Linked DNA regions of Mus musculus: regions 2, 3 and 4 are each linked to region 1. A link is a loop called in an ENCODE intact Hi-C map of the cell type or tissue named here. Cell type or tissue: heart. All regions are shown on one strand. Links, peaks and the distances in the headings refer to the core of each region. The heading gives the core; the rest is flanking DNA. Region 1 has its middle 21 kb from the start of Smc3. Region 2 has its middle 30 kb from the start of Smndc1. Region 3 holds the start of Smndc1 (survival motor neuron domain containing 1). Region 4 holds the start of Dusp5 (dual specificity phosphatase 5).

Region 1 (7,783 bases), core at 1,104-6,103:
AAGTCCCCCATGGTCATATTGTGTAGCTGGATCCAAGGACCAGAGAGGAGACATGGGTGGTGAAGCAGAGAATTTCCTCTGTGGGCCAGATGTCTTCTAATTGTCATGTAGTAGTGACTAAGTCCATGAAGGGTAAGCTCGAATTCATATTGGAAGAGAAAATAACAGGGTAGGCAGGGGAGTTAACTGCCTCAGGCAAGAGAATGTGGGGGCGGGGGCGTCCTGCTGTCTATTCTTCTTGGGTGAATTTGCTTCCTTTTGTTCTAGAGCTTTTAGGTGTGTTGTCAAGCTGCTAGTGTGTGCTCTCTTTAGTTTCTATTTGGAGGCACTCAGAGCTATGAGTTTTCCTCTTAGAAATGCTTTCATTGTGTCCCATAAGTTTGGGTATGTTGTGGCTTCATTTTCATTAAACTCTAAAAAGTCTTTAATTTCTTTCTTTATTCCTTCCTTGACCAAGGTATCATTGAGTAGAGTGTTGTTCAGTTTCCACGTGAATGTTGGCTTTCTATTATTTATGTTGTTGTTGATCAGCCTTAGTCCATGGTGATCTGATTGGATGCATGGGACAATTTCAACATTTTTCTATCTATTGAGGCCTGTTTTGTGGCCAATTATATAGTCAATTTTGGAGAAGGTACCATGAGGTGCTGAGAAGAAGGTATATCCTTGTGTTTTAGGATAAAATGTTCTGTAGATATCTGTTAAATCCATTTGTTTTATAACTTCTGTTAGTTTCACTGTGTCCCTGTTTAGTTTATGTTTCCACGATCTGTCCATTGATGAAAGTGGTGTGTTGAAGTCTCCCACTATTATTGTGTGAGGTGCAATGTGTGCTTTGAGCTTTACTAAAGTTTCTTTAATGAATGTGGCTGCCCTTGCATTTGGAGCATAGATATTCAGAATTGAGAGTTCCTCTTGGAAGATTTTATCTTTGATGAGTGTGAAGTGCCCCTCCTTGTCCTTTTTAATAACTTTGGGTTGGAAGTCAATTTTATTCGATATTAGAATGGCTACCCCAGCTTGTTTCTTCAGACCATTTGCTTGGAAAATTGTTTTCCAGCCTTTCACTTTGAGGTAGTGTCTGTCTTTTTCCCTGAGATGGGTTCCTGTAAGCAGCAGAATGTTGGATCCTGTTTGTGTAGCCAGTCTGTTAGTCTATGTCTTTTTATTGGGGAATTGAGTCCATTGATATTAAGAGATATTAAGGAAAAGTAATTGTTGCTTCCTATTATTTTTGTTGTTAGAATTGGCATTCTGTTCTTGTGACTGTCTTCTTTTAGGTTTGTTGAAAGATTACTTTCTTGCTTTCTCTAGGGCGTAGTTTCCGTCCTTGTATTTTTTTTTCTGTTATTATCTATTGAAGGGCTGGATTCGTGGAAAGATATTGGGTGAATTTGGTTTTGTCATGGAATACTTTGGTTTCTCCATCTATGGTAATTGAAAGTTTGTCTGGGTATAGTAGCCTGGCCTGGCATTTGTGTTCTCTTAGTGTCTATATAACATCTGTCCAGGTTCTTCTGGCTTTCATAGTCTCTGGTGAAAAGTCTGGTGTAATTCTGATAGGCCTGCCTTTATATGCTACTTGACCTTTTTTCCTTACTGCTTTTAATATTCTATCTTTATTTAGTGCATTTGTTGTTCTGATTATTATGTGTCAGGAGGAATTTCTTTTCTGGTCCAGTCTATTTGGAGTTCTGTAGGCTTCTTGTATGTTCATGGGCATGTCTTTCTTTAGGTTTGGGAAGTTTTCTTCTATAATTTTGTTGAAGATATTTGCTGGCCCTTTAAGTTGAAAATCTTCATTCTCATCTACTCCTATTATCTGTAGGTTTGGTCTTCTCATTGTGTCCTAGATTTCCTGGATGTTTTGACTTAGGGTATTTTTGCATTTTGTATTTTCTTTGATTGTTGTGCCGGTGTTCTCTATGGAATCTTCTGCACCTGAGATTCTCTCTTCCATCTCTTGTATTCTGTTGCTGATGCTCACATCTATGGTTCCAGATTTCTTTCCTAGGGTTTCTATCTCCAGCGTTGCCTCACTTTGGGTTTTCTTTATTGTGTCTACTTCCCTTTTTAGGTCTTGTATGGTTTTGTTCAACTCCATCACCTGTTTGGTTGTATTTTCCTGTTTTTCTTTAAGGACTTCTACCTGTTTAGCAGTGTTCTCCTGTATTTCCTTAAGTGAGTTATTAAGTACTTCTTGATGTCCTCTACCATCATCAAAAGATATGCTTTTAAATCCGGGTCTAGCCGTGCGTGGTGGCACACACCTTTAATCCCAGCACTCAGGAGGCAGAGGCAGGTAGATTTCTGAGTTCGAGGCCAGGCTGGTCTACAAAGTGAGTTCCAGGACAGCCAAGGCTATACAGAGAAACCCTGTCTCGAAAAACCAAAAAAAAAAAAAAAAAAAAAAAAAAAAATCCGGGTCTAGCTTTTCAGGTGTGTTGAGATATCCAGGACTGGCTGAGGTGGGAGTGCTGGGTTCTGATGATGGTGAGTGGTCTTCGTTTCTGTTAGTAAGATTCTTATGTTTGCCTTTAGCCATCTGGTAATCTCTGGAGATAGTTGTTATAGCTGTCTCTGGTTAGAGCTTGGTCCTCTCTTGATTCTGTTAGCCTCTATCAGCAGACCTGGGAGACTAGCTCTCTCCTGAGTTTCAGTGGTCTGAGCACTCTCTGCAGACAAGCTCTCCTCTTGCAGGGAAGGTGCACAGATATCTGGACCTGCCTCCTGGCAGAAGATGAAGACCCGAAACAGGGCCTGTCCCAGAAGCTGTGTAGCTTCTGTAGTCGACACTCTCACCTACACAGTCTAGTCTCTGAGAGATCCCGGACCAGCGATGACTTCCCCAGGTGCTCCAGCAAAGCCCTCCCTGGTAGGGCGGACACCTCTCCTCTGCCAGGGTCAGTGCCCGGATGTCTGGAGCCCAAAACGGGGTCTGGCCCAGAAGCTGTGTGGCTTCTGCCTGTCCCAGAAGCTGTTAGCTTCTGTAGTCCACACTCTCACCTGCACAGACCAGTCTCTGAGGGATCCGGGAACCAAGATGGCTCCCCCAGGTGCTCTGGCCACTGCTCACTTCTTATTTGAACAAAACAGAAACTGTTCTCACATACATCCCACCTTGCAGTGTCTCCTTGGAGTCCATTCTTCCTGGACTGGACAGTTTAAGCCAGTGTAAGAGTCGTTTACCCATTAAAGCCTCTGGCTGTTGGTATACACAATGCTCAGAAAAATCAGGCAAACACTATTTTAACTTGTGACTTTTCATTTAGTTATGAAATCAGAACACCAGAAAATGCAATTCTCTATATTAATTAAAAACATTGAGCAGACATGCACCAATGCAGACATTATTTTTCCTAGGGTTATGTTTTATTTTTTGTATATTTAGTTCTTTTGGTTTGTTTGTTTGTTTGTTTGTTTGTTTGTTTGAAACAGGGTTTCTCTGTGAAGGCCTGGATGGCCCAAAACTCACTCTGTAGACCAGGCTGTCCTGGGACTTGGCGATCCTCCTGCCTCTGCCTCCCAAGTCTAGGATTAAAGGCCTGGGTCATCACCACCCAGCTATGTTTGTTCTTGTTGGAGTGTACTTTTATCTCTTGAATCTTATTTTTGTTTTTTGCATGTTTTTGTTTCGATATCATGTGTGCATTAATTCATTTTGATTGTATAAATGAATTGCTTTGCACCCCCCACAAACAAACAAACCACCAAACAAAACACGGAGTTCCTCCTAGACTATCCGAAAAACATCATTCAGTTCACCTTATTTGTTTTGTTTGGTTGCTGGGATTTTTATTTTGTTCCAATATTGTTATTTTGTTTTGGGTTTTGGTTTTGTTTGTTTGTTTGTTTGTTTGTTTGTTTTAAGACAAGGCTCACTGTGTACAAACTCAGAAATTCACCTGCTTCTGCCTCTGTGCTAGAATTAAAGGTGTGCACCTGGCTGTGTGTTTTCTGAAACAGGCTCTCCCTAGGTAACCCAGACTAGCCTGGAACTTACTGTGTAGCTTCCAGCAAACCTCTTGCTTCCATGTCATAAATTCTGGGATTACAAAACCATTACACTCAACTTTTAACTGACTAGAATTTCATACTCAGTGAAGTCAGTAAGAAAACAACACAAAAGACAGGGACACAAGATGACATTTGTGGTCACCACCTGCTAGAAAGCAAATAGACTTAGGTGGTTCTTCGCATCATTTTCATCATTGCCACTAGAGGGCGCTTCAAAGCTACGAATCGGTGTGAGGAGCACAAAAATCAATCAGTGGCCATTATTTACTGAACATTCATGTCATCTGGTGCCGTACTAAGACTCAAGGCTTTATGGCTGGTAAGAGGGCTCAGTGGATAAAAGGTACTTAACACCAAGCCTGCTGGCCCACATGGACCTGTCCCTGCCAGAGTCATTATGCCTCCATGTGCAATCCCATGTATCTTTCCCCACCAAATAAATGAATAAAAGTACATACATAGATGCATACATACATACACATATGCATATATACATGCATGCATACACGCATACACGTGTAATACATACATGCATACACACATACATGTGTAATACATGCATGCATACACACATACATGTGTACATGCATGCATGCATATATACATTCAGACAGACAGACAGTGATAAAGACATTAAACCGTGACTGTGTACTTGTGGCTAAAATCCAAGATGGCAGTAGAAACTATGATGAATGTAAGTGAAAGACAGAACTTTGTACCATGTTGGTTGCCCAAAAATGGAAATGTAAACACTAAAAATAGTTAACATGGTAAATTTTGTGTTGCATCTACTTCATAACTTAAGAGACAGACACAGAGAGAGGGGGTGGGGGTGGGGAGATGAGTGACATCTTTGGTGTCCCATTCCAGAAGGCTGAAGTGGGCAGAACTCCTCCGTGGGCAGCTGAAGCTCACAGGTATGGAGACACGAGACAGCAGGGCACAGGTCATCATTTCAAAGGTGATCTGAGCTTTTACTTTCTATATATATCTCTATATCTCTGTATCTATATCTATATGCATGCATTTGTGTAACACTTTTATTACATTTTATTATTATGTGTGTAGATATGCATGTTCTATGACACTCATGGGGAGGTCAAAGGACAGGTTGCTTATGTAGAGGTCGGAGGGGTTGGCTTTCTTCCACCATGGAGTTTTGGGATTGAATTCAGATAGTCAGGTTTGGCAGCAAGAATACCTTCACTGGCTGAGCCATCTCCCTTACTCCCTTTCATGGGAGGTCACCACTACTAATCCTTTAATCACAGTACTCAGGAGACAAGACAGGCAAATCTATGTGAGTTCAAGGCTAGCCTCATCTTCATAGTGAAGATGCTATATAGCCATAGTGAGCCATGGCTATATAGTAAATCCCCCCATCTCAAAAAATTATAATCTCTCTGTCTGTCTGTCTGTCTGTCTGTCTGTCTGTCTGTCTGTCTCTGTCTCTCTCTGATGTGTGTATGTGTGTGCATGTGTGTGTGTGTGTGTGTGTGTGTGTGTGTGTGTGTGTGTGTGTGCATGTGTGCGTGTATACATATGCATCACAGCCTACATGTGGAAGTCACCTTCAGGAATTAGCCCAGCTCTGTCCCTCCACCAGACAGGTCCCAGCTTGTCAGGTTGATGGCAGTATATTTACCCACTAAGCAATCTCACTGGCCACTACAAGCCTTAGCCTATTACTCTGACCTAGGTTCTTAGCCTGTGGGAAATGTGGCAGCCTCCTTTCCATAACTTATCATCTTTGCACGCATACACTGAACATTTTCTGAGCTCCCCACTCTGTTCCAGGTACTTTGTAAGTCACTGTGGTCCAGCAGTGACGTAGACAGACACTTACAAAATACCTCTTGTTCAGCCTGGAGCGAGTATGAAAGTCCTAACAATTTTTTTTTTTTAATTTCACATTACCTAATCTTCAGTCATTCACCAGGAGGTCACTGGGAATGGCTGTCTGGAGAAGGCAAGGGGAAGAATAACTTCAGAAGCACAGAGTCCTAAGGTTGCCTTGACAACAAGATCAGAGAAAACAGTTAAGTCCAGTGGTGCCAGGGCCAGCTCTGAATCTCAGCTAATCTTCCACTCGGAGTCACCTTTGACTCTCACGGAACTTCAGTGAACCTTTGAAATCCAAAGAAGGAGGCCCACGCACTGAGAACTCAGCCTACAGCTCCCCTGGCTTTGTTCCAATTCTGCAGGAGCGCGGAAAGGCTCCCTCGAAAACCGCTGGAGACTGCAGAAGCTGTATGGGGTCAGGAGCCAGAGTTTGGTTTAAGAACCCAACAAAAAGCCAAAAAGTAGCTATGTGACTCTGGATTCTACAAGTGGGGTTCAACCTCAGTTTCCCCATTTGTAAAGTGGAAATAGAGTAGTACTTCAGAGGGTGTTATAAGGATGTAAATCGCAATACCTGGAGGGCAATAGCACAGTCAGTGATCACTTGAAAACGTAAGCTGAAGCCGGGCGTGGTGGTGCACGCCTTTAATCCCAGCACTCGGGAGGCAGAGGCAGGCGGATTTCTGAGTTCGATGCCAGCCTGGTCTACAAAGTGAGCTCCAGGACAGCCAGGGCTATACAGAGAAACCCTGTCTCAAAAAAACCAAAAAAAAAAAAAAGAAAGAAAACGTAAGCTGAAGGGGTGGGGGGAGGTTGGCGGTGGGGAGTGGGGGTGGGGGGGAGCACCCTTTCAGAGACAAAGGGGAGGGGGGAGAGGTGAAGGACTCTGGGAACGGGGACTGGGAAGGAGCCAACATTTGGAATGTAAATAAATAAAATAATCAAAAAAGAAAGGAGGGAGGGAGGGAGGGAGGGAGGGAGGGAGAGAGAGAGAGAGAGAGAGAGAGAGAGAGAGAGAGAGAGAGAGAGAGAACATAAGCTGAGCTGGAGCCCAGAGACCACCCAACTCCTTCATTCTTCAGCTGAGAGAGCAAAGACCCAGCAGCCAGGCAAGACTAAAGAGGCAGTGAGCGGTAGTTTTAGACAGACCAGTTTTAAATCTTGGCTCTACCCTTTGACTTCAGGAATTTTATCTAATCTACGAAATGTAGCAAGATTGTTGCCAGGCGTAAAGGAGAAATGTTACATTGGTCCTGGCACCTGGCACCGATGCCTGCTACGGAAGACTTGACCTTAAATGTTTCTTTGCTTCATTCTTTCTGGTTTCGTTTTCTTGTTTGGTTGGTTTGTTGTTGTTTGTTCGGTTTTTTTTTGTTGTTGTTGTTATTTTTGGTTGTGTTTGTTTGTTTGTTTGTTTGGGCCTCCGAGTCAAATTTGATCCTAACTTGATAACCTAGTCCCCACCCCCATCAGCAGCTGACCTAAGTGGATACATGCTGGGAACCTGGACATATCCCCTTGCTAGGATTTGGGACAGGGTCTTGCTCTGTATGTAGCTGACTGTCCTGGGGCTCACTGCAGTCTTCCAGTGTCACCCTCCACAGTGCTGGCAGCACTATGCCTGCCTTACGTGTTTGTTATTTTGTCTTGCAACCATGGCTTTGATTACTGAGAGTCTGCAGTAGATAAGTGTAATGGTAACATCCATCCGCCAATTGCTTCATGTTTTTGTGCACTAGGCTGTTATCACAGCTGCAGTTCACAAGACTCAACAAGACTATTGCTCTCTTGTTCCTCACAGTCCAGAAGGGGCTGAGGCTGTAGATTGATTTGGTAAAGGGCTAGCTTAGCATGGGTTCTGTTCTCAGCTCGGCAAAAGCAACCAAAAAAACAAAAAGGCACATGCCTGCAATCCCAACATTTG
Region 2 (7,783 bases), core at 1,260-6,259, 160 kb after region 1:
CTAACGCACATCTGTGGGTCCCAGGTGTGAAACCTTAACAGGTACATTCCTCTCGTGCCACACATGAGGTGACACGTGTGTGTGTGTGTGTGTGTGTGTGTGTGTGCGCGCGCGCGCGCGTACTCACATGCTTGTGACTTGCTCACGGTGACCCAGTAGGCTGGGACTCAAGAAGCAGGATGGGCTTGAACCTCGGCTCCTCCCCTCTTCCATAGTGGCTGCTCTGCCTTTAGCACCAAGTGGGCTCTCTGAAGAAGGATATCCCAAATTAGATCCTACCCCCTCAGAAGGTCTTTCTTGTGTCTCATTCTCTTCTTCAGACCGGTATTTTTGCTCCGTGCAATGGGGAGGGCAGCGACAACCGCATGGAAACGCACAGACAGGAAACAGGAATGCCCCTGTGTGTTCGAAAATATTAAGAAATGAGAGTGTGTGGGGAGGTTGGTAACAAGTTTCGCTGCGGAGAAAGAATGTAGTCCTGGGGAAGTCCCAGGAGAAATCTATCGGACTGAGTCCAGCCTCAGTGTGGCGCTCTCTCCTCCCCTCCCCAGTGTGGGTGGTCCGGGGTAGCCTCGGCGCCCCCATGCTGTGCGCTCTGCAGGTGTGCGGAGACTCCTCCCCCTCCGCCAGCTCGCCACTCCCCCTCCCCCAGGTTTGCCCACTTCCTCTTAGCCATCCGCTCAGCTTTTGGCACCTCACCCCTAGCGCCTGGCCCTCTTCTGTCACAGCAAAGTGATGTTCAGTTTTGTATGTATTTGTTTCAGCTCTGTGTGGCCCATTACATGAGAAGGTCACTGTGAGCAGGACCTGGATCCTTGGTGTCTGGGGCTCCCTGCAGCCACTCACTAAGGTAAATCAATGATGGCATGGAGTAGTGTTCTAGTTTCCTTACCGTTGCTATGATAAAACACTCCGACCAAAAGCAGTTTAGTGGAGGGAAGGGGCTTCTTGGCTTACACTTCCGGGTCACAGTTCATCACGGAGGAGAATCAGGGCAGGAACTGAACCAGGAGCTTGAACCAGAAACCATGGAGGAATGCTGCTTGCTAGCTCATTCTTAATGGAACTTTCTTATTCAGCCCAAGACCCATCCGACACAGGGACTGATGTCACCCACAGTGGGCTGGGTCCATTTTTATCAATTAACAATCGAGACCATCCGCCACCCCCATAGACATGACTACCCGCCAATCTGATCTGGGCAGTCTCTCAACTGAGACTGCCTTCTTGGGTGACTCTTGGCTGTGTCAAGTTGACAGTTAAAGCTAACTGAGACATATGATTTTGGACTTTGACTACTGAAATAAATGACCTCTGCCCCTCATTTCTGAAATCTTAGACAGGCCTGAATGTAGCTGGGTGCTTGCTTCAACCTCTAAAGCACAGAGGAATGGCGAGTGGGGTCCTGCTCCTCAGAGCTGAGGTTCCATCCAGCAAGGGCACACATCCAAACTGGCCTCTCGGATTGTTCTCGGTCTTCTGCTGCTCTTTAACAGCCCATTGGATCTGGGACGGCATCTTGCCCCCGTTCCCACTCCCACTCCCAGCTAGCCTGCCCACTAGTGGTTGAGAGACTATCAGTCACGGTTCTAAGGATGGGTTTCTCCTGAGGACTGCAGGCACCAAGGCATAATTAAGGAACTCGAACAGGTCCTTCTGCCTTCTGGGCTCGCCTCCAAATAATGGCGCTGCGCAGAGAGTAGCCTGTTATTCACACGATCCCCCCCCCCCCCCCCCCGTTTAGGTGGAATATCTTCTTCTTCTTCTTCTTCTTCTTCTTCTTCTTCTTCTTCTTCTTCTTCTTCTTCTTCTTCTTCTTCTTCTTCTTCTTCTTCTTCTTCTTCTTCTTCTTCTTCTTCTTCTTCTTCTTCTTCTTCTTCTCCTCCTCCTCCTCCTCCTCCTCCTCCTTCTCCTCCTCCTCCTCCTCCTCCTCCTCCTCCTCCTCCTTCTCCTCTCCTCCTTCTCCTTCTCCTCTCCTTCTCCTTCTTCCTCTTCTTCTTTTTTGTAACCTGACACCCACATCTTCATGACTGCAGCTGTGTATAACTCTCACAAGGAGGGAACCCTGACCACCAAATTCTTCCTCCTTCCTCCTATTTCTCTCAGTGTTGGGATGGTAGAGGTGAGGTGAAAGATTTATGCCACAAAGAGGTACAAGCCATTTTCTCCTCCGAGGCTCCTGCTGGGGGTAAGGGGTGGGTGAGGAGCCCTGATACCAACAGCTATGGACTAGCCTCCTCTTAGCAGTCAGCTTCTCTGCTTTCCAGAGTCCCCAGCAGCTGGAGGTGGGGTCTGACCTTGGACATCAGGGAACAGCACGCGCAGGGGCTAAGTGACCTCAGTTCGGTAGATAGGTGTCTGCTCCTAGAAACTGCCTTATTCCCCCTCACTATGCTCCAGTTCCTTCCTCCCGGCCACCTCAGGTGAAAAGATCTGCATGAAATTCTTTTGCCTTTTCTTGCAGCCGCCAAGTCTTTAACTTTCTTGCACCAATCGCCTTTTCAGGAGGACAAGAAATGAGCTATGATAGGCTATTCAGGAAGTTGAAGACAGCTGATTGGTGCTAATGGGTGTGGGGCGGGCCCTGCCTCTGTCCCATTCTTTCTAGTTAATCATGAGAGAGGCTTTTAACAGAGTCCTACAACCTGGGTTGACTTGAGCCGTCCCTCACTGCCTGGCTGACTCGTCTCTGAGCGTCTTGATAGGGGCCCACCACATCCCTTCCCACCTTACTCAGCTGGTGACTCTGTCTTAGATCACTGCTCCGTGGCTTGAGCACTTTGTCTCTGCTCCGGAAGAGGTTTTGCTCTGTCATAGCTCTCCTCCTCCAGAGGCCAGTGCATCAAAAGAGAGTCAGCACCCTGTAAATAGTTGTGATCCTAGGTGAGTGGCAGGTGTCACACACGCGTGTGTTGCTTGCCGTGACGAAAATGCAATGCGCAAGCAGAAAGCAACAATTGGTTCTTTGTTACAGCATTCCACGCTGGGTTCCATCCAGCATGGCTCCATACCTTTGCGGGGGGAGGAGGGGGAGTAACTAATGACTGCCTCGGATTCCTAAGGGTGAAAGGCTTAGAGGCACTGGGGGGCGGGGTGGCGGCGGGGGAGGGCGGCTAATGCAACCCAGTGTGAAACTCTGCCTCTGTCTGCTATGCTCTCCTTCTGTGAACTCCAGTACTTGATCTCTTGGTATCCCTAGTTTCCTCATGACTAAAATGGGACTGATCATAGTATTAAATAATCTTATGCGTAAAGCATTTACAATGTTGGCTAGCACACAGTAAGCACCGTACAAATTTGCTATTATGAGCACTAAGTGTCACTCTGAAGAGTTCCGTTCTTTTGTAACTAGGAAATGTGATTCTTTTTCCTTAGTTTTCCAAAAGAAGAAAAAACAAAAGAAAGGAAGGAAGGAAGAAAGAAAGAAAGATAGATAGATTTTATTTTATTTATATGGCTGGGCGTGGTGGTACACACTTTTAATCCCAGCACTTGGGAGAGACAAAGACAAGTGGGTTTCTGTGAGTTTGAGGCCAGCCTGGTCTACATAGTGAGTTCCAGAACAGCCAGAGTGAGACCCCCAACTTTAAAATGTGTGTGTGGCCGGGTGTGGTGGCGCACGCCTTTAATCCCAGCACTCGGGAGGCAGAGGCAGGCGGATTTCTGAGTTCGAGGCCAGCCTGGTCTACAAAGTGAGTTCCAGGACAGCCAAGACTACACAGAGAAGCCCTCCCTGTCTTGAAAAACAAAAACAAAAAACAAACAAAAAAGAATAAAATGCGTGTGTGTGTGTGTGTGTGCACATATGCATGTGTGTGTGTGTGTGTGTGTGTGTGTGTGTGTGTGTGTGTGCACATATGCATGTGTGTGTGTGTGTGTGTGTGTGTGTGTGCACATATGCATGTGTGTATGGCTGCGGAGACTAGAGATGTTGAGTTTTCCTGGAGCTGGAGTTACAGGCAGTTATGAACTGCCTGACATGAAGCCAGGCCCAATTTTCTTTAAGACATTCAATCCTTGGACCCCCCTCTAGTGGCGCCATCTAGTGGAGAGTGTCAAACTTGACGCTCTTACACCCCGACTACTCAGCTCTCCCGTTGGAGTGTGGAAGTAGCCTCAGACAGTATGGAAATGATGAGGGAGGCTGTGTTCTAATAAAACTTTATTGACAAAAACAGAAAGCAGGCCAGGTTTGTCCAGCAAGCCACCATTGGCCAACCCTTCATCTGCAGTAGTTTTCTTACAGACGTTGTCTCCATCCTTACCAGAGTCTTCTGCCATAAAGCTTGACTATGGGTCTGAGTGTTCACTTCCTCTAAGAAAAATGACAAAATACACACAGAAATGGAAATTTGGGGGTGAAAACTGGGAAGAAGTCCTTAATCTGTTTCCTCTTGCCTACATCAGTGATATAACACAGAGAAAAGATGAATCCGAAGCTAGAAAATACGTGTACGGAAGCCAACTTTCTTCTGGCAGCTTAAGTCTTTGCTCTGTCGGTCCATCTTTTACTGCTAGTGCGGTGTTTGCCATAGGACCCTGATTCGCAGAGTTCCAGTCACACTACCTTTTCTAAGAAGCCCGCTGAGACCCTGCCACACAGCTTAAATCTCCATTCCCTGAACTCCCACAACGCTGGTCTCAGAGCTTAAGGAAGTGGCAAAAATCCCAGTTCAAGGTATGGGGCCACTGCTATAGGTGTCTGAGCAAAGACCTTGAGGAGTCTGTCGGGCTGGCAGAGCACACATAAGGCCCCGGGTTCTGCCCAGCTAGCATCGTATAGAACGGACCACAGTGACACATACCCCAGCTCGGGGTAGACAGACGCAGGAGGACTAGAAGTTCAAAGCCATCCTCACTCACCCTGGAAGAAATGAGATTTTTTTTTTTCTAATGAAAAGAAAAAAAGAAGGTCAGGTCTGAAGTCTGGAACACGTTTTGGGTTTTTACTTGCTTTATAAGGTAGTTTGAAATCACACGTGGACTGATTTGCCAGTTGGCACAAGGAGTCCTGCCCCTGTCAGACCACCACTCCTCCTCCTCCTCCTGATGCTCAACACTGACCGCCAGCACGGTCTAAGCTTCTCTGGGCAACTCTTGGTCCGAGGTCCACCCTGCTACAGGGCATGGCTGCTTGGGAGGTGAACGGTGGGGAGTTTGTGCTTATCCTGCGCAGTGCTCAGACACGTCTCCGTCTCTGGGAGTGGGAAGGTGCAGTCTGAGATGTGAGAAAGGTGAAGCTATATTCTCTGGCTTCTGGGCCCCCAGTCACCACTGGAGAACCACACAGAGAAGTTGAATGAAGTGTTGGGGAGCCACAGGTTCACGATGGGGCCGAGACCAGGCGCTCCCAAACTCCTGGACATCTAGGTGCTGCTGAGTCATAAGGAGCTGAGAGCAGAGTTGGGGGCCGTGGGCTGAAGCCCGGGGCCAGAGGAAGGGGGAAGTTCCAGCTTAGCTCAGCTGTGATTGTCCTTAGCTTGGTGGCTGTTGTGGCTAGGAACGCAGAGAGGCCTTCTATGGGAGAATTAAGCAACAGCTCGATAGTCTAATGCCTTCTCCATGGCTCCCCATGGCAGATCTTGATGGAAAAGACAGTCCGCGGTTCTAAACTGTTCATCATGGAAAATGGATGCATACTGTACCAACTTCTAAGAGAGGACCCAAGATTAAATACCCTTTGTAGGGAGGAGTGGAAAGGGAAGCTTATTGGCTAAATCCTCTAGGTATCTTCATTAGCATGGGCCTGCATGAACACTGGTCATGTTTTCTTATGTGGGGTGCATGGCACATGTTCCAGGTCAGGTATTTGGCAGGGAGTGAGGAGTCGCCGAAGTTTCAGGTGTGTACCCACCAAGTCTCCAGATCTCAACCCACTTTACCTAACCAAGCCTCCTGGCATGGTTTTACATCCCATGGGCAGCTACCATCATTTTCTAGGGGTCACGGTGAATGGATCCATTTGATCTGGTTCTGGGAAGCCTAATCTGGTATGTTATTATTAATTATCTAGGCTGTCGTGTCCCTGGACCTGTGACTCTTGTAGGAATATCTTCTATTTCAGTGTGGTGTGTTCCCCCAGAAAATGGAGGATATTTAATGATTGACCAGCTATATCCTCTGTGGGGAATAATATATTGCCCTGGTAGGGTTCAAGGGCCAGAGAAAGACCACATGTGACTATTCTGAAATGTTCTAGTCACTGGTGACAGGAGCTGTATGGAACTGCCACAGAAGGGGCCGAGAGGCAGTGACATGCAGGCAGAGAACTGCTCAGCTCTCAGCCCTGTTCCGAGCATCAGGCTTGGTGTGTGGAACTGAATCAAGTGGCTCATGTTATGTCCTTACAAAACACAAGCAGCCACCTTGCGGCTTACTTCATATTTCCATCAGTTAGACTCCAGGTGTACCCCTACCTAAAAAGGGCTAATAATCATCTCTTCTAGGCATAAGGGCAAGCCTGGAGGCTACCATATGGTGACCCACGTTCTGGACAGTTGTGGGGCTTTGTTACAGAGAAAAAAAAGGCAACTCCCACCCACCCTGCACTCGGAGAACCTATGTGAGTTGCTGGTGAGCAGCTCACAGATCATATTAGAGGGTGTGATGGTTTGTATATGCTCAGCCCAGGGAGTGGCACTATTAGAAGATGTGGCCCTTTTGGCATAGGTGTGCCACTGGGTGTGGGCTTTAAGACCCTCATCCTAGCTGCCTGAAAGCTAGTATTCTGCTAGCAGCCTTCAGATGAAGATGTAGAACTCTCACCTCTTCCTGTACCATGCCTGCCTGGATGCTGCCATGTTCCTGCCTTGATGATAATGAACTGAACCTCTGAACCTGTAAGCCAGCCTCAATTAAATGTGGTCCTTATAGGAGTGCCTTGGTCATGGTATCTGTTCACAGCAGTAAAACCCTAACTAAGACAGAGGGATACAGAGAGAGGCAGTGATGGATCTACTATTGTCTGAGGCTGGCATCAGGGTAAGGCGCAGCCCCAGACCTCCCATACACAGAGTGAAGTCCCTCCAATTGCTGTGTCAGATCCTGAAAGCCTGCCTGGCTCGGAGGTCACTTTCAGCAGTGGAGAAGGTTTCCGATTGCTATTATTTAGTACGTCCCAGTTCTGCTTAAAAATAGCAACGATCCTGAGCAGGTCAGAAAGATCAATAGATCCATTTAAGCCGCAGACCCAAAGAACCAAGTAAAATGCACCAAAGTTTAGAGAAACAAGATAGGGAGAATTCCCTATCCAACTAAACCACGAGGAGGGGGCTGCACGGGTGAACAGAGTAAGGAATTCAAAGGTGGCAGGGGCAGAAAGCTCAGCTAAGAACAGGAGACTGGAGTCAAAGGGCTCCTGGAGGCTGGGAAACATCCTTCTGCCTGCGTGTGCTGGATACTTAAGATCCCGTTCTAAGGGAGCAAATGATGCTGCAGAAACTTGCACGGCACTGAGGTATTCTGGGAAGTTCGGCTTAGGTAAGTGGCTGGATTTAACGAAGGAACCCCACTGCGCACATCCCTATACAATAACCCCCCCCCCCTACCTTCTTCATCCACAACACTCCCATTGAGGGTAGTTTGGTTTGGAGCCTAATTCAGATCCCACGTTACACAAACATTCCACCATGTGGCTGTGTCCCCAACCCCTTTAGCCTTAATAGCCATCTTTCTGGATATAGTGAAGTTCGCTAGGCATCCAGGGTTTCATCCATTTTTGTTCGAATTACCTTTCCCCCTCTCCTCCTACTCCTCCCTCCCTCTCCTCCCTGGACAATTCCTG
Region 3 (7,783 bases), core at 1,305-6,304, 190 kb after region 1:
GAGGGATGAGATAGGATTTCATGTGTGAAATTCTGCCTTACTGGAACTTACTAGCAGAGGAATAACAAAAGCCATGTTGTGCTGTTCTAGAAACTCCGAGGAAAGAGATGGGTGTAGGGATGAGTAATTGTCTATGGACTGGATCCATTAGGGAAGACAAAAAAGCTTTCTATAAACTTAAGAATCACAATCTTAGGGGTGGTAGCGAGGAAACATGACTGAGGAAATACAGGCTCGTTGAAGCTACCTTCTCTCTGCTGACGTGCTCTACTAGGGAGAGGAGGACTCTATGCTAGGATTAAAGACTCCATCTGTGTGCTGTGCTCTAGTAGCTGAGAATGGCGACGTGTGTGTCTTTGATAATAAAATAGAGATCCGGGTGGTCATATGTGGTAGCCCATGCCTATAATCCTAGCACTTGGGAGACGAGGACCAAATATTCAAGACTAGCTTGGTCTATATAATAAAACTGTGTTAAAATATTATATATTATTTGTAATGCTTTATTGTAGCTGCTTGTATTCTAATGCCAATTATGTTCCCCCCTAAGATGTTTGCATGTAGCTTCTGGAAACCTGCCTACAGTTGGTTCTGATAAACATGCCACCAGCCAACAGAGGACAGACAGGGGATTTTAGGCTTCCCCAGCATGGGGCCTGGGGGAAGGAGGAGGAAGGAGAAGGGAGATCAGCTATGCTGGGAGTGTACCATGCCTGAGAAGAGTGGAGAACAGAGAGGCGTAACCCCCATGTGAAGGAGCTCGGAATTATCAGTGGGAGGTAGTGGAGGTTAGGCTGTAGCCCAGCTACTGTGTTGTTTAAAGTATATTAAAATATAAAGGCTGGGTGTGGTAACGCACGCCTTTAATCCCAGCACTTGGGAGGCAGAGGCAGGCGGATTTCTGAGTTTGAGGCCAGCCTGGTCTACAAAGTGAGTTCCAGGACAGCCAGGGCTATACGGAGAAACCCTGTCTCAAAAAAAACCAAAAAAAAAAGGCTGCGTGTGTGTGTGTGTGTGTGTGTGTGTGCCTTTCATTTGGGAACATAAACCATTGAGGCAGGTAGTAAACCCACCATCAGGGTTTATTAATTTAAGAAAATTACTACATTTTGTAGCCTATAATGTCTTCAAATAGAATTTATTACATGATAGTAATATTTAAAATAACAATAGAGCTATCCAAGAACAATACACAAAAGAAAAAAATAGATCATCACTAACATCAGAAACAACAAAAGTCCATCCATAGCTGTTGCATCTGTTGCTTATAGACTGCTAAGGGCAGTTAGTTGATTTACATCAACTTATTAGATGAGAGTACAGGGGAATGTGACATTTTCATATTCTTCTACCATGTGTGACACACAGAAGGAAAGTGACTTGACCCTGGTTATTTTATAAGTCACGAGGAAAGATGGCAAATGAACATGGCTTCCTATGAACCAACCTAAAGACCACCAGGCACTCACAACACACACAGCTTCCTGGCTCGGTTGCATTCTTTTTTAACTTTAACCCCAGGAAAACATGATGGAAGGGGGGTGTCTCTCACAACTTCTTTTTTTTTTTTAAAGATGTTTCTTTACTCATATGAGTGGGGGCATGTGCCCTCAGGTGCAGGTGCTTGAGTAGGCCATAAGAGAACATCAGGGAATTATAGATGCTTGTGAGCTGCCCAACATGGGTACAAGGGAACTGAACTCAGGTCCTCTCCAAGAGAGATATGACACTTGACTGCTGGGCCATCCCTCCAGCCCAAGTGTCTTAGGGCTTTACTGCTGTAAACAGACAGCATGACCAAGAGCTCTTCTTATAAAGACAACATTTAATTGGGCCTGACTTACAGGTTCAGTCCAGTATCATCAAGGTGGGAGCATGGCAGCATCCAGGTAGGCATGGTTCAGGAGTAGCCGAGAGTTCTACATCTTCATCTGAAGGCTGCTAGTAGAATACTGACTTCCAGGCAGCTAGGATGAGGGTCTTAAAGCCTGCACCCACAGTGATACACCTACTCCAACAAGGCCACACCTTCTAATGGTGCCACTGCCTGGGCAGAGCATTCAAACCATCACGTCAAGCTTTCACCGGTTCTAACGTGTTTCCTCTGTGACAAAACTTACATCAGAGGCTGTCTTGCTTCCTGTGGCGACTATGGTCTACTGCCCACATTTGTCTTCAGAGTAAATGGCTTGAGTTTCCTAGCAGCAGGAGCACTGGCTCTTCACAGGAGCAGTCCATTAACTGGCTGATCTGGCTGATGGATTAGGAGTGGATGAGGGCTACCCCAGAGCTAGAGGTCCTTCTATGGAATTGCTTAGCGCTCCCAGAGCAACTGTCACCCCTCACCCTCCAGGGCTCACTCTCCAATGACCTGAAACAGAACTCTGAGTGAAAAACCCCATCAGGACCACAGAGAACCTCTCAGGAGCAGTGGTTACAGAAGATGAGACTGGTACTATGAAAGTATCTATTAAATAAATGTATTAGGGTCTCAAAGTAAGCCACGTGTCCTGTGTATATTTTAACAAGCCAAAGTTGTGAACCATATATGGTGGTCTGAAGGTTTAATGGTTGTCTTAGTTAGGGTTTTACTGCTGTGAATAGATACCACGACCAAAGAAACTACATTTAGTTTGGGTCGGCTTACAGGTTCAGAGATTCAGTCCATTATCATCAAGGTGGGAACATGGCAGGGTCCAGGCAGGCATGGTGCAGGCGGAGCTGAGAGTTCTATATCTTCATCTGAAGGCTGCTATGAGGGGACTCCCTTCCAGGCAGCTAGGATGAGGGTTTTAAAGCCCACACCCACAGTGACACACCTACTCCAACAGGGCCACACCTTCTAATAGTGCCATTCTCTGGGCCAGGCATACTCACACCACCACAATGGTTTAATGAAAGAATTCATCAAGCACATTGAAAGATCACAACAACAATCTGTAATCTGTAATAAACTGCAGTCAGGGCTGACTGTAGACGTGTGTAATCCTGCATTTATTTGGTTACTCACTTTTTATTAGTACTAGCCATGGTTAGTATGCGCATTTATTTTTTCCTTCCTCCAACTTCCCCCAAACTTCCCTTTGGCAAAGTTTCTACACTTTTGCCATCATTTAAAAAAAGAAAAAAAAAAAAAAAAAAAAAAAATCAGGCATCAGATGAAGCCTGGATCCTGACTGCCACCTAGTGGAAGTTTTGAATATTAATGCATCTAGTAATTGTTTTCAGTAAAATGTCTAAATATGGCCACATCAAGTTAAGAGCTACTGGTCAAGCCGGGCGTGGTGGCACACGCCTTTAATCCCAGCACTTGGGAGTCAGAGATAGGCGGATTTCTGAGTTCGAGGCCAGCCTGGTCTACAGAGTGAGTTCCAGGACAGCCAAGCTACACAGAGAAACCCTGTCTCGAAAAACCAAAAAAAAAAAAAAAAGAGCTACTGGTCTTGAATGTGTGAAACTGTAAAGCTCATTTTGATTTTTGAAAATATAGGCGTTGCTAAGGTCTTGCTATTATCTCGAGAGACTGCTTAGTACAGTGGATCTCAGCCTTCCTAATGCTGTGACCCTTTAATACAGTCCCTCTGGTAGTGACCCCCACCCCCTGACCAGAGATACTGAGGACCAGCCTCAGCTTGGGAGAGAGGGTCCTGAGGAAGGGATGTTTGGGAGCTGTGGAAGAAATGACTTGGAGTGTGCCATGGATGCAAGCTGATTCTCTTTGGAGATAGCTCTCTCTTGCACACTAAAGCCCAGTCTCTTATTTTACATAAGCTACTTTCTTAAGAATTGCATCTCAATCCAATCATTTACTCCAGGTTCCCTTTTGATTGGCCCATGAATCAGCATTTTATGACCTTAGCCCCTTGACTCAAAAGACAGGGCTGCATGGCTGAAGCTGCTTAGTTCTGCTGCTTGCCTTTGTCTCCTGGGATTAAAGGTGTGTACCACCCTGCCTGGGCCTAAGCTTTTCATGGTCACTGTTCCTCAAGATCTGGGTCAAAAGCCTGTATCCTTCAGCCTTAAGACCTGGATCATAAGTGTGCCCTCCATTTCTGGATTGTAGTTCATTCCAGGTAAGAGGATTCCCTCAGGAGCTGTGCTGCAAAGGAGCACAGTAAATCCACTTCCTTTTCTTTTATTTGGCTTTATGTGCACTAGTGTTTTATTTGCATGTATGTCAGTGTGAGAGTATGAGGTCCCCTGAAATTGGAGTTACAGGTGTGAGCTGCCATGTGGTTGCTGGGAATTGAACCTGGGTCCTCTGGAATACCAGCCAGTGCTCTTAACTGCAGACTAAGCCATTTCTCCAGCACTAGTAACTCCACTTTTAAAGACCATTTTAAGGAGGTGGTTAGGAGTACCGATTGCTCTCCTGCAGTACCAGGCTTTGATTCCCAGCACTCACAAGATGGCCTACAACCATCTGTAATTCCAGTCCCAGAAGGTCCTATGCCCTTTCGGCATCCATGAGCACTGCATTTATGTGGTGCAGACACTTGCAGGCAGAACACTTGTACATATAAAATAAAGGCTAAAAAAAAAATCTGAAACCATCCTAAATAATTCCTTCTACTAAGTACTCACACTTTTCTACCTAGCCTTCAAAGGGCTCCGAGTGCCCACTGCCTTCCCCACATCTTCCCTGCGGTCTGGCCCACCCTTCTGCTGTCCTCTGTTTCTGAGGACCACATATGTATTTGTACTCTCACCTTCTGTCTGTACTTACTAAGCAATCGCCCAGCATTTTCCTCCAGTCTCCTCCCATCGTTGCCAACACGTGTGCACAGGGACACATGGGAGGGGCAAACCTACTCCATCTTAAAGCAGAAAGAGCCTGAGTGCTTGACTTACAGCTGAACCTAAGCCACACCCAAGTACCAGGAAGGACCCCACGGCTTGTCCTTGGCCCGTACCCCAGAGTTACTCCCTAGCTACTTCCTAGCAACAGCCAGTCAAGATTAGTCTGATTGTTTGCGATGTACTTTCAGACCCTCTGTGATTGTTCATGGTTTTGCTTCAGAGCACCCACCTGTCAGCTTACAATAGTTATTCAGTGAGATGCTTGGCAGGCTGTAACCCCTCTCACTTGCTCGACATTTCCTATAAAACCTTGTCCCACTGAGGGCTTAAGGCTGCTTCACCCTCTGGTCCTACTGTGACAGGGTCTGCAGTGAGTGAGCCAGAACTGGAGCTTGAATGAGAGACCCTAGTGCAACTGCATTGGAGTCGGCTCCTTGGTGGTCTTTTGGGACACATGCACACACATACATGTGCATACACATGCACACAGGCATGAAACCATTCGAAATCTATTTTGCAAGGCTATAAGTAATTTCTCCATATTTTCATTTTGAAAATTATCAAAATGAAATTACAGGGAATTAAGAGATTTGTACCATGAACTGTTACACGTTCTCCATTAAATTCAATATCTGCTTGCATTTACTTGCCAGCACATCTATTGGAATCTACTAGCCTTGTGGGTCTGAGCAACTACTAGATCCTTGGACTTCCATTTACAGCTGACCATTGTTGGGGAGCTGGACTCCAGACTGTAAGTTGTCATAACAAATTTCCTTATTTCATAGAGTTCTGTGACTCTAGAGAAGTCTGACTAATACAAAGATCCAATCAACATTTACATACTTCATTATCATTTCTCCTTTTGCTTGTTTGGATCTTGAGATAGGCACTTGCTATTAGACCTGGAAGGCCTGGAGTACACTAGTCCAGGCACTTTTTAAATTTCAGTTGATTTTCCTCCCTCTGCCTCTGGTGTACTTGAGACCAAACCTTCAGGGTTCGGACTCCATCTTAGAGAACCTGACCTAAGGTTAAACTCAAGTAAACTAACAGGCCAGTATCTAGCACCAGTTTCCAGGCTACGCCCCCCCCTCCCCCCAACAAGTCCTGTGCCTAACACCAGTTTCCAGGTTACCTCACAACAAAACCTACATCCAACACCAGTTTCCAGGTTATTTCCTAACAAATCTACAACCCTGCGTTTGCACCCCCGGCCCCCAGTTCTCTTGCATCAGAGAGGGTGGTGAGGCCCAAGCTCGAGCTTGAACAAAAGAACCTAGTTCAATTGCATCAGAATCAGCTCCCTGGTGGTTTTTTTTTTGGGGGGGGGCTCATGAACATTTCCTGGCACAACAGAGACTACACACAGGCACCACCATACCCATCTTTTTAATCTTCTAATCCAAAACAGTCCTTACTCCTTTTAATAGCATTGCTTCCTTCTTTGTTGCTGTGATAAAACACCATGACCAAGGCAGCTTAACGATTTTATTTTAGCTTATGGCTCCGGAGTGAGTCTATAATGGCCGGGCAGGGGCAGCAGCAGGCCAAGGACATGATGGCTGAAGTATTTTGTTGTGAGCCGGCATCAAACTGCACATACAGCGCCGAGAGCTCAAATTTAAGTGGTGTGTGTGTCTTTAACCTCTCCAATCTGCACAAGGCAGGGAACACCTCTAAACTACTCCAAATGGCCAAGACGAAGGGAGGTATTTCTCATTAAAATTACATTACTCTTGAATTATTTAAGTCAAAAAAAAATCGCACATTCTGGATGGGTGTTTCTTTCCTCACGGACATTCAACACGTTATGCTTATTATTTCCTTTAAACTCAAAAGGGCTTTGATTATACTTCCTCAGAGGTGACAGTCACTTCATGTTGACTGTCACTCGGTCATAAACATGCATAAAGTAAGGTTGTCTCACAACTAGTGATGCTGAAGTTGATCGCTGGGTGAGCGATTGCCAGCTTTGACTCTAAACATCCTACCTTTCTCTATTTTCTTACATCACATGGCTTTTACCTACCATGGGTGATGCCTAAGCACCTCAAATGGTCACCGTTCCACTTCTATCACTCTATCTTTATTGGCTATATTTATTTTCTAAACAACAAAAAACTTCCCTTCTCTTGACTTCAAGGTCTCGCTCTGTAGCCTTGGCTGGCCTGGAACTCGCTATGCGGGCTCAGACTCAGATCCGCCGCCGCCATCTGCCTCCCTGTGGGACACAAGGCACCCGCCATCACTCCCAGCCCGTTCCCGGTACTAAATCTCATCAGGGCTGGGCAGAAAGGCTCGCGAGTTTACGCCGCAGGGAACCGGAGGACAACACCCACCACAGAGAACCACTCGCTGCCGCTCCCAGCACGAGGCGGAACTGACGTAAAACGAACATGCCCTCTGCCCCCGGCGCGGCCCAGACACGTCACTTCCTGCCCATCAGACCACACCCGCTCCGCCTTCCGAGGCTGCAATCGCAGGCTGCTGAGAGGGCGGCGAGGGTCATGTGACCCGGGCGCCATCTTTTCCACGAGAGTCCGTAGGTCTCGCGAGATCTCGCTCGCCTTGTCTCTCTCTCCTCCTGCCCGAGGCCGGCTTCTCTCCCCTCCCCCTCGCTGGCGGACTTTCTCCTTTTCCGACCGAGGCTCGTCGCGGCGGAAAATCTTTCCCGGCTGCAGCCGCCCCTGACGCCGCTCGCCTCGCCTCGCCTCCCCGACCCCTGCCCGCCGTCCCGACCCCAGCCCCACCCAAGGTAACGAGCCCCTGAGGGAGAGTCAGGCCTCCTCGGGCCTCGGGCTGGAGTGGAGGTGGAGGCGGAGGCCGGAAGCGAGGGCGCCGGCGTCAGAGCTGGGCCCGGCCAGGGCAGTGTGGGGAGGCAGCGGCTCTCGCACCCCCCAGTGGACGGCCCCGGCCTGCGTGGGGGCTTCCGGGACGAGGCGGCGAACGTGGCCGTCTGGGGGAAGCCTCTGTGAGGGTG
Region 4 (7,783 bases), core at 1,920-6,919, 50 kb after region 1:
GGAAATATTCCCCCACCCCGCTGCATGAGATAAAAAACAGTGACAAACGCCCTAAAGTAATAATATGACTTAATAATAATAATACCAGGGCAGGTGAGATGGCTCAGAGGGCAAAGGCCCAAGGCCTGACGACCTGACTCCTCCCGAGAACCACATGAGGGAGGGAGAGACCAGAGAGACCAATCCTGCAGATTATCTGTGACACACGCACAGTCAATAAATAAGTGTAATTTTAAGAAAACTGAACAAAACCACTACTTTCAGAATTAAAAAATATACTTTACTCACATACCCCCTACCCCAACACACAGTTCTAAAAGTCTGTCATTAGGGGCTAGAGAGATGGCTCAGCCGTTGAGGACACTTACATCTCTTGCACAGAACCCAGGTTCCGTTCAAAGCACCTAGAAGGCATCTCACACGTGGAATTCAGGCTGGGGTGTGCGTGTGTTCAACACCTATTCTGACCTTTTCTGGGGTTCCTGTGCATTCATGGTGCACATACCCCTCAATCAATCAATCAATCATCAATCAATCAATCAATCATCAATCAATCAATCAATCAATCAGTTTTTAAAGGTCTCTCAAAGAGAGGCAATGATTAATGTTTTGTGTCTATCAGAAGTGGCTTATCTGGCATCTGGTAAATATTAACCATATCCTTTCAAAAAACAAAAGCTGTTTTTTTCCTCTCTTGTTTATGTAAACAAAAGTGTGATTATGCAAATTTTCTTTGATTTCTAAGACTCCATAACTGGCTTTTCCCCTAGCCTGTTTGCTCTAAGCAAAACTGCAGCTGTATCCTCTCCCACTCGTGACAGCGCTTGCCCTCTCTCACTGGAAAGGTCCTAAAGTCACTGACATATTCTTCTACAGTTCCGATGTGGTCATAAATCAAGTTAGTACATTCGAAACCAAATGGGAAATGCAGACTTCTGGACATGCAAGGATGCCGGTATTGTATTTCAACTCCCCCAATGGACGGCTCACTTAAGGGTTAAGGGGATGGGAGCATATGCCTATCATTTTAGCAGCTGGAGGTTGCTGCAGAGGTGGAAGAGGAGGAGGAAGAAGAGGAGTTGAAGATTGCCTCAAGAAAAAGAAAAAGAAAATGACTAGGTAACAGAAATGTATCCACATCAGAGTCCCAGGACCAGCAGGGAAAAGACAACAACTCTGCCCCAGAGGCCTTAGAAAGCCAAGGCCTTAGAGGTGGACTGGACATCCTTGCTTAGGAACCTTCTGTTCTTATAGAGAGCAACCTGAGGTACTTCAGAGAGGCCCCAGAAAACCTACTTGTCTTTCACTGGCCCCAAGGACTCACTTGCTGTCATGTTACTAGTTAAGCACACATCCTGAGACAAAGTCCTTTCTAAAACCTTCATTTCTCGTTTCCATCTTTTGGTACTGACTGCCCAACAGTGGAGGGCTTACTCCTGCAGTCAGCAAACGGTTACGGGATTACATGGCAGCCTCCAGCTCCCTCCCCGGAGCTGCAGCCAATTCCTGGGATGAGTCACCTTGTCATTCTGGCTTCTTTTCAGCTTCTGCCGCCCCTGTCCCCACTTAGTACTCCCCAATGGCCTCTGTGGTCACCAGACAGACAGCTCCCTGGCTCCCTGGAGAAATTTCTGGTCTTCCACACACGGTCATGTTCTCTGCCATGAAGACAGGGAGCCTGGCTAGAAGGGGTCTGGGAGTAGAGGTGAGGCCAAATGCAGCCCCTTACAGACTGATGCTAATCCACATATCCTTGGGGGGAATGGACTATTTCCTAGTCAATAAATCATAGGGTTAGACCTGTGTTCAACAGTTTGGGTTCCAGGAAACAAAATAAGAGGTTTGTAGGCATTTGGAGAAAAACTAGCCCAAGCACTACCAAACTAAAGGAAGAGAGGCCTTATAGGGCTGCCTCGTCTCTGGGCTTTAAACAGACCATTTAGAGATGGCGGGCAGGAGGGGCAGAAAGAGGTGTTGCTTACAACCTAACACGAAACGGGCAGAGCACACAGGGCTTGCCTCTTCAGGCTGGGGTCAGGAGATTAGGTCTCTGCCTTCCGCCCACTCCCATCGGAGGTGTGGAGACAGAGCATTCCTCTCTGCTGGCTCACTTGTGCCTCACTCGGATTGCAAGAGTGCTAGCAATTCCTCAGGCCGCTTCAACCTTCTCCAGAGTGAGTCTACTTTCAATCATCACTGTGTTGCCAAAGGAACAGAGAGCCAGCGCACAGGCACTCTATAGAAGCAAGCCCCAGCCACCTAACTGGTCTTCAGCATCTCCTTTCAGTGGGAGACGGAACTGTAGGAAGTATAAGGGGCCTGGCACCAACACCCAGCGCCACTAAATCAGAGCCGAATGCACATCTGGGGTGCTCTATTTAAGAGAAAGGGACTCTTTGTCACAGTTTGAACTTCAGTGGTGTCATAAGGGCAGCAATATCTATCAAATACCATAGGCATATCTCTTTCACGCTTAAGCTTTCACGGTCTGAATGAAGGACAAGACCCCACAATGCCAGAGCAACCGGCAAGGACATCTACCCTCTCCGTAACGGCTTTTCACACAGCCAGACTGGAAGCAGCCTAGTGGTTATGACGAAGGCACTACCATGCAGCAACACGGATGTCTCCAAGATCTCCAAGAAAAGAGGCAGGATCTGGTATGACATGGGCTCAATCTGTTTTTAAAAGCCATCCATGGGAGACACTATCCAAGAAGAATTCATTGGTGTTGCTTCTGGGGAGGAACTAGGTTTTAGGGTGGGCTGAAGACACACATCTCCTTAAACACCCTTGGGGCTATTCAGATTGTCACCTGGACACATGTTACCTCATTTTTTTAACAGTGAGAGAGAGACCGCTGCAGAGCTTAGAAAAGGCCACCCACCCTTGCAGATTCTGCAGCTGGGCTGCAGCAACATCCACCTGTTATCTCCCAATGGGATCAACAAGGAACAGTTAGCAAGAGGTGTTAATTAGCTGGGAAGCTACCCACTTGCCTTGGGATCTTCCTGGCCTACAGTGTGTGAAATTCCAACTTGCATGGCTTTGACACTGGGTCTTCAGCTCACTGCACCTGAATTCTGAACCGTAACAGAGTTCCTGGACAAGTCATCAGAGTTTTGGGGCCCTATCTGAGAGCTCTCTCCCCTGCACCCAGGCCAGTGTTCCCATACTTTTGAGGTTAGAAGGCAGGAGCAGTCACAGGAAATGACCCAGAAATCAATGATGTGGGGTTTGAGAGTAATCACACACCCACAACCGGAAGCCAAAGTTATCTCGACAGCAGGTGAAATAAGTCGGGCCTGCAGGCAGCTCTCGGAGGCCTAAAATCAAAGGCCTCAGAATCTCCTCTGAATCTTTGCAGCCTCTGCAGCACCTCTCTTAACTAGGTTGGCCGGTTGGTAGTCTCTGAGGATAATCCCCTGCTGGGGATGACAGGATGAAAGGGGTGGGAAAGCTGTCAGTTCCCAAATTAAGCTTGAGAACGGCCTATTTGGGGAGAGGAGGAGGAGGAGGCTGGAGGATAACAATAAAAAGCAATAAAGGGAGAGGAAGGGGAGGGACTTGCCAGGGTCAAAAAGGCAAGAGGCCCACCAAGACACAGCCTAACGTGCTCTAATTGTCTAGGCGGGAAGAAAGGGGACACCGCGGCGCCACTCTCCTGGGGGAGGGTCTCAACTTGTTTGATCGCGCTGATCTGTACAGAAAGGTTCCGACCCCCGTGGCCTGCCAACGGCGCCAATGACCAGCATGAGCTCTGGGCCCCCGGAACTATTAGGGAGCACCGCCCGCAGCACCTTCCCAGCCCACCCAACCCAGAGGACAGACAGGATGCCAGACGCTTTCGAGGAAAGGCGGGTGGGGAGAAGGAAGCCCTGGGCGCTGACGTGTTGCAAGGACCTCCCAAGCGCACGTCAAACCCCGGGGTGCATACTCCCGCAAGTGGTGACTTTCTCCGGTCCAGAGTTCCCATGCAGGGAGGTAACCCTGGGGCCTGGTAACACAGGGTGCAGGGGAGCAAGGGAGGGTGGCAAAGGGCAGTCTGCTCCCGGACGAACTCACCTTTAAGGAAGTAGACCCGCGGGCCGGCGGGCAGGCAGGCCAGCAGCGAGGTGAGCACGACGCGCGCGGCGCTCTCCTCCCGCAGCTTCTGCCAGTGGCGGCTACCCTGGTCCAGCACGACCACCGCCGCCACACCGCCGCCGCCCTCCTGCAGCAGCCGAGCGCGGGCCGCCTCGTCGGGCAGCACGTAGCGCGCCGACACCGCGCCGCCCCGGGCCCGCCGCAGCACCACCGAGTTGAGGTTGACGTTGAGCGAGCCGCGCACGCTCGACGCGGCGAAGGCCAGGTAGGGCCGGCAGTCGAGCACCACGCAGCGCGCCTCCGCCTCCTTGCGGAGCATCTTGCGCAGCTGGCGCCCGTCGAGCGACGTGACCTTCATGCCGCTGCCACCCAGCGGCCCGACGCTGCGCGCCCCACAGCTGCCAGAGGACGGGCGGGCCACCTCGCGGGGGCTGTGGCCTGCAAACGGAGCCCGGCGCGAGGGGCCGCGCGACGCTCTCCACGCCCCGCTCGCTGGGCTCCCGGCCCCGCCGCTCGCTGCCCCAGAAAGCTGGGGATTCCGCCGGCAGCGCAGCGTTTTATGTGAATGAGTGCGCGTCCTGTGACGTGAGTGCCCATATAAGGCCAAATATGGGTATTTCCCCGCCCCCTGGCTGACCACGCCCATGGGTGGAGCTTGCGGGCACCCGCCTCCACCCAAGGAGCAGGCTGGAGAGAGGGCGTCTTAGAGCGAGAAAGAGGAAGTGGCGGGCGATCGCTCCCTCTCTCGGGGGGCCCGGCGCCGAGAGACTCACTCACGCATCACCCCGGACTACCGGTGGAGTGTCAGGAACGCCACCAGGCCGAGGTGACCCACGCCGTGCGGGAAGAGGAGGTGACCGTGGCCGCGCTACGGAGCCCCTGGGGCCTCCCGGTGAATCCCGGATTCCGGTCGCTCCCGGTTGTGTCTGCGTTTGCAAGGAGATTTAGCCTCTGAGATGAGCCGAGATGCGGCGTGGCTTGGTCATCTTGATACTGGGGGCTTCTTTCTAACACGTTACCCCCACTTTTGTTACCTTTTAATTTTCCGTAATAAAAGTTCCTGAGAGTAAAAAGGAGGAGTTGTGAATGGGTGAGCCGGAGACGTCAAGTGGATTCTACTTCGGATGATTGACAGTCCCCTTTTGGCTCTCTCCAAAGATTGCTCTCTCCAATGTACCACCCGAGCTTCATAGTGAGACCCTGCCTCAAAGAACAAAACAAAACAAAAAGCCCCACCCCCACCCCCGAACAATACACCGACTCGGGAGCTCTGTGGTTCTGGGCAGCTTGTGGGGAGCTGTAAGGCTCAGTCCAGTTAAACTGTTGTCCGGGTGGCTTCTGGATTTGTGGGATTATGGTGGATAAAATGTAATCCCAGGCTGTCTGCCCCCGCTATTCTCTCGGGAGCTTCATGCTGCCTGCCCCCATTCCCGGAAAATTAAGTGTGATTTGTCCCCTCTGCAAGTATTTACTGAGGGCTCTGCTAGCTGTCAGGGCACGTGGGATGCAAATGCGTTCTGCCTACAAATCCTTTGCCAACTATTTCACTGTTATCTTTTCATGGAAAACAAAACAAACCAAACCCTTGCATCCATTTACAGCCCCCATAAGTGGATGAGATTTTTTTTTTTAAGGAGAAAGCAGAAATCACATTCTGCTATCCAATCAATCAGCCCAGCAACAATAATGGCTGGCATTGCTTCTGGGTCATATCTTCATTCAAGCAATCGATTCAATCACTGTATACTCTGTCCTGAGTATTCAGTGGCTGGCCTGTAATTTTAGCATCTTTGAGACTGAGAAAAAAATATCAAAAACCCGAGGCCAATCTAAGCAATATAGACGCCCGCACCCACCCCACCCCCCACACAAAACAAACAAACAAACAAAAAAACACCAAAGCTGTAGCTAGCAGGCTCCACCCACGTCTTTCATCTCAAGCCTCACGAAGAATACCCAGCACCGGCACCAGCCAGTCTTGTGTTAGACGCTTGGTAACACGGCTGGAAGCAGGACTCCAATCCATCAGCCCCAGCCCAGGGAGGAGGCCTGGTCCCATCTCGGGCCTCTGTAAGTGTCTGTGTCTGCACACCCATGGTGTGTGGGCTGTGGTGGAAGTGGAGAAAGTTTCTCAGCCGATGAGAGCTGAGACAAACTTCCAAGAATGAGTAGAAACCACTTGCTGTGAAGGAAACAACCCAGCCTGTTATGCCTGGAGGTGTTTGAAAGACTCCCCCTCAGAAGAGAGAAATTAACACTTCTGCAAACCCATGGTTTTGTCTTCACTTCATTGTGCTTCTGTTTATTTACTTTGTCAGTTTGCATGTGTGTGTGTGTGGGGGGGGGGGGGTCAGAGGTCAGTTTACAAGGGACCCTTTCTTTCCTTCCACCATGAGGGACCTACAGATCAAACTCAGCGTCTGAGGCTTCACCCACCATCCCCACAGCCCATGAAACATTCTGGGTGGCACCTTCTTCCTAGAGAGCTGCAGGCTGCCCTGAAATCATGATGCAGGTTAGGCCAGGTTGGAATGGTACCATAGAGGCACAGCCTAGTAACCCTGAGACCCTCACCTAGGACCAGACTGCCCCAATCTACACAGCAGAGATTGCTCCCCTGAAAGTTCAGCTCACGGTGGCTCACACTAAGGTCCTAGAATTGCACACCAGCCAATCTGGATTGCCCTCCTTCAAGAGGCATGAATTACATACCTGGAAGCTACAACAAAGAAAATATCCTGTCACCTTGTCCCACGAGGCCTGATGTCTCAGGCTACACACTGCCCAACCCATTTGTCTTTTCCCACTGGAGCCAATGAAAATGTGTCCCATTCTTAAAAACTAAAGAGAATTTGAGACATTTGGACCTTATGCACTGGGTCCTAGTGACCTGGTTGAATTACCATTTGAGGTCATCAGGGAAGTGGCTCTGTGGAGGATGGAGGCTTTATCTGAGAGTGGGAGTGGGATCCAGACTGAGGTCAGGGACAGGGACAGCAAGTTTTCATGGATAATCCAGGCCTGAGCCGGTAAAGACTTGCTTGAACTTGGCAGGCAGTGGTTACAGCTGGAAAGAAGTCACGTGAATGGGAGAAGATTTAGAAAGAAAAGGTCCAAGGGGATGTGATGGAGACACAGGGATGTGATGGAGACACAGGGATGTGATGGAGACACAGGGATGTGATGGAGACACATGGATGTGATGGAGACAAAGGGATGTGATGGAGACACAGGGATGTGATGGAGACACAGGGATGTGATGGAGACACAGGGATGTGATGGAGACACAGGGATGTGATGGAGACACAGGGATGTGATGGAGACACAGGGATGTGATGGAGACACAGGGATGTGATGGAGACACAGGGATGTGATGGAGACACAGGGATGTGATGGAGACACAGGGATGTGATGGAGACACAGGGATGTGATGGAGACACAGGGATGTGATGGAGACACAGGGATGTGATGGAGACACACGGATGTGATGGAGACACACGGATGTGATGGAGACACAGGGATGTGATGGAGACACAGGGATGTGATGGAGACACACAGGGATGTGATGGAGACACAGGGATGTGATGGAGACACACAGGGATGTGATGGAGACACACAGGGATGTGATGGAGACACAGGGACGTGATGGAGACACACAGGGATGTGATGGAGACACACAGGGATGTGATGGAGACAC

What was found. Peaks named below come from ENCODE experiments on the same cell type or tissue, not always from the same donor. Only the 100,000 strongest peaks of a DNase experiment are listed, where the experiment ranks them.
Region 2: a loop joins it to region 1, with 5 times the contacts of the local background. A loop is called at or near these places in 25 of 42 quality-filtered maps.
Region 3: it touches region 1 in a loop (6-fold over the local background); 35 of 42 quality-filtered maps call a loop at or near these places.
Region 4: a loop joins it to region 1, with 2.3 times the contacts of the local background. A loop is called at or near these places in 12 of 42 quality-filtered maps.

What each region holds. Positions count from the first base shown.
Region 1 is chr19:53,575,557-53,583,339 of GRCm38, reverse strand. No RefSeq gene overlaps it. Among named protein-coding and RNA genes, the nearest start is that of Smc3, 21 kb to the left of the region's middle. In heart, for the core only: a CTCF peak has its summit at 4,222 (motif pointing right); no DNase peak of the experiment used is centred there.
Region 2 is chr19:53,416,289-53,424,071 of GRCm38, reverse strand. No RefSeq gene overlaps it. Among named protein-coding and RNA genes, the nearest start is that of Smndc1, 30 kb to the right of the region's middle. In heart, for the core only: CTCF peaks have their summits at 1,547 and 4,049 (motif pointing left); DNase peaks (open chromatin) are centred at 2,491 and 4,051; H3K4me3 peaks cover 1,719 bases; H3K27ac peaks cover 1,937 bases.
Region 3 is chr19:53,390,191-53,397,973 of GRCm38, reverse strand. Smndc1 (survival motor neuron domain containing 1) reads left to right here and starts at 7,340. Exons shown (of 6, transcript NM_172429.3): 1 at 7,340-7,558. In heart, for the core only: a CTCF peak has its summit at 3,191 (motif pointing left); a DNase peak (open chromatin) is centred at 3,293; H3K4me3 peaks cover 490 bases; H3K27ac peaks cover 745 bases.
Region 4 is chr19:53,525,979-53,533,761 of GRCm38, reverse strand. Dusp5 (dual specificity phosphatase 5) reads right to left here and starts at 4,617. Exons shown (of 4, transcript NM_001085390.2): 1 at 4,066-4,617. The coding sequence starts at 4,444. In heart, for the core only: a CTCF peak has its summit at 4,467 (motif pointing left); DNase peaks (open chromatin) are centred at 3,941 and 4,721; H3K4me3 peaks cover 3,745 bases; H3K27ac peaks cover 3,657 bases.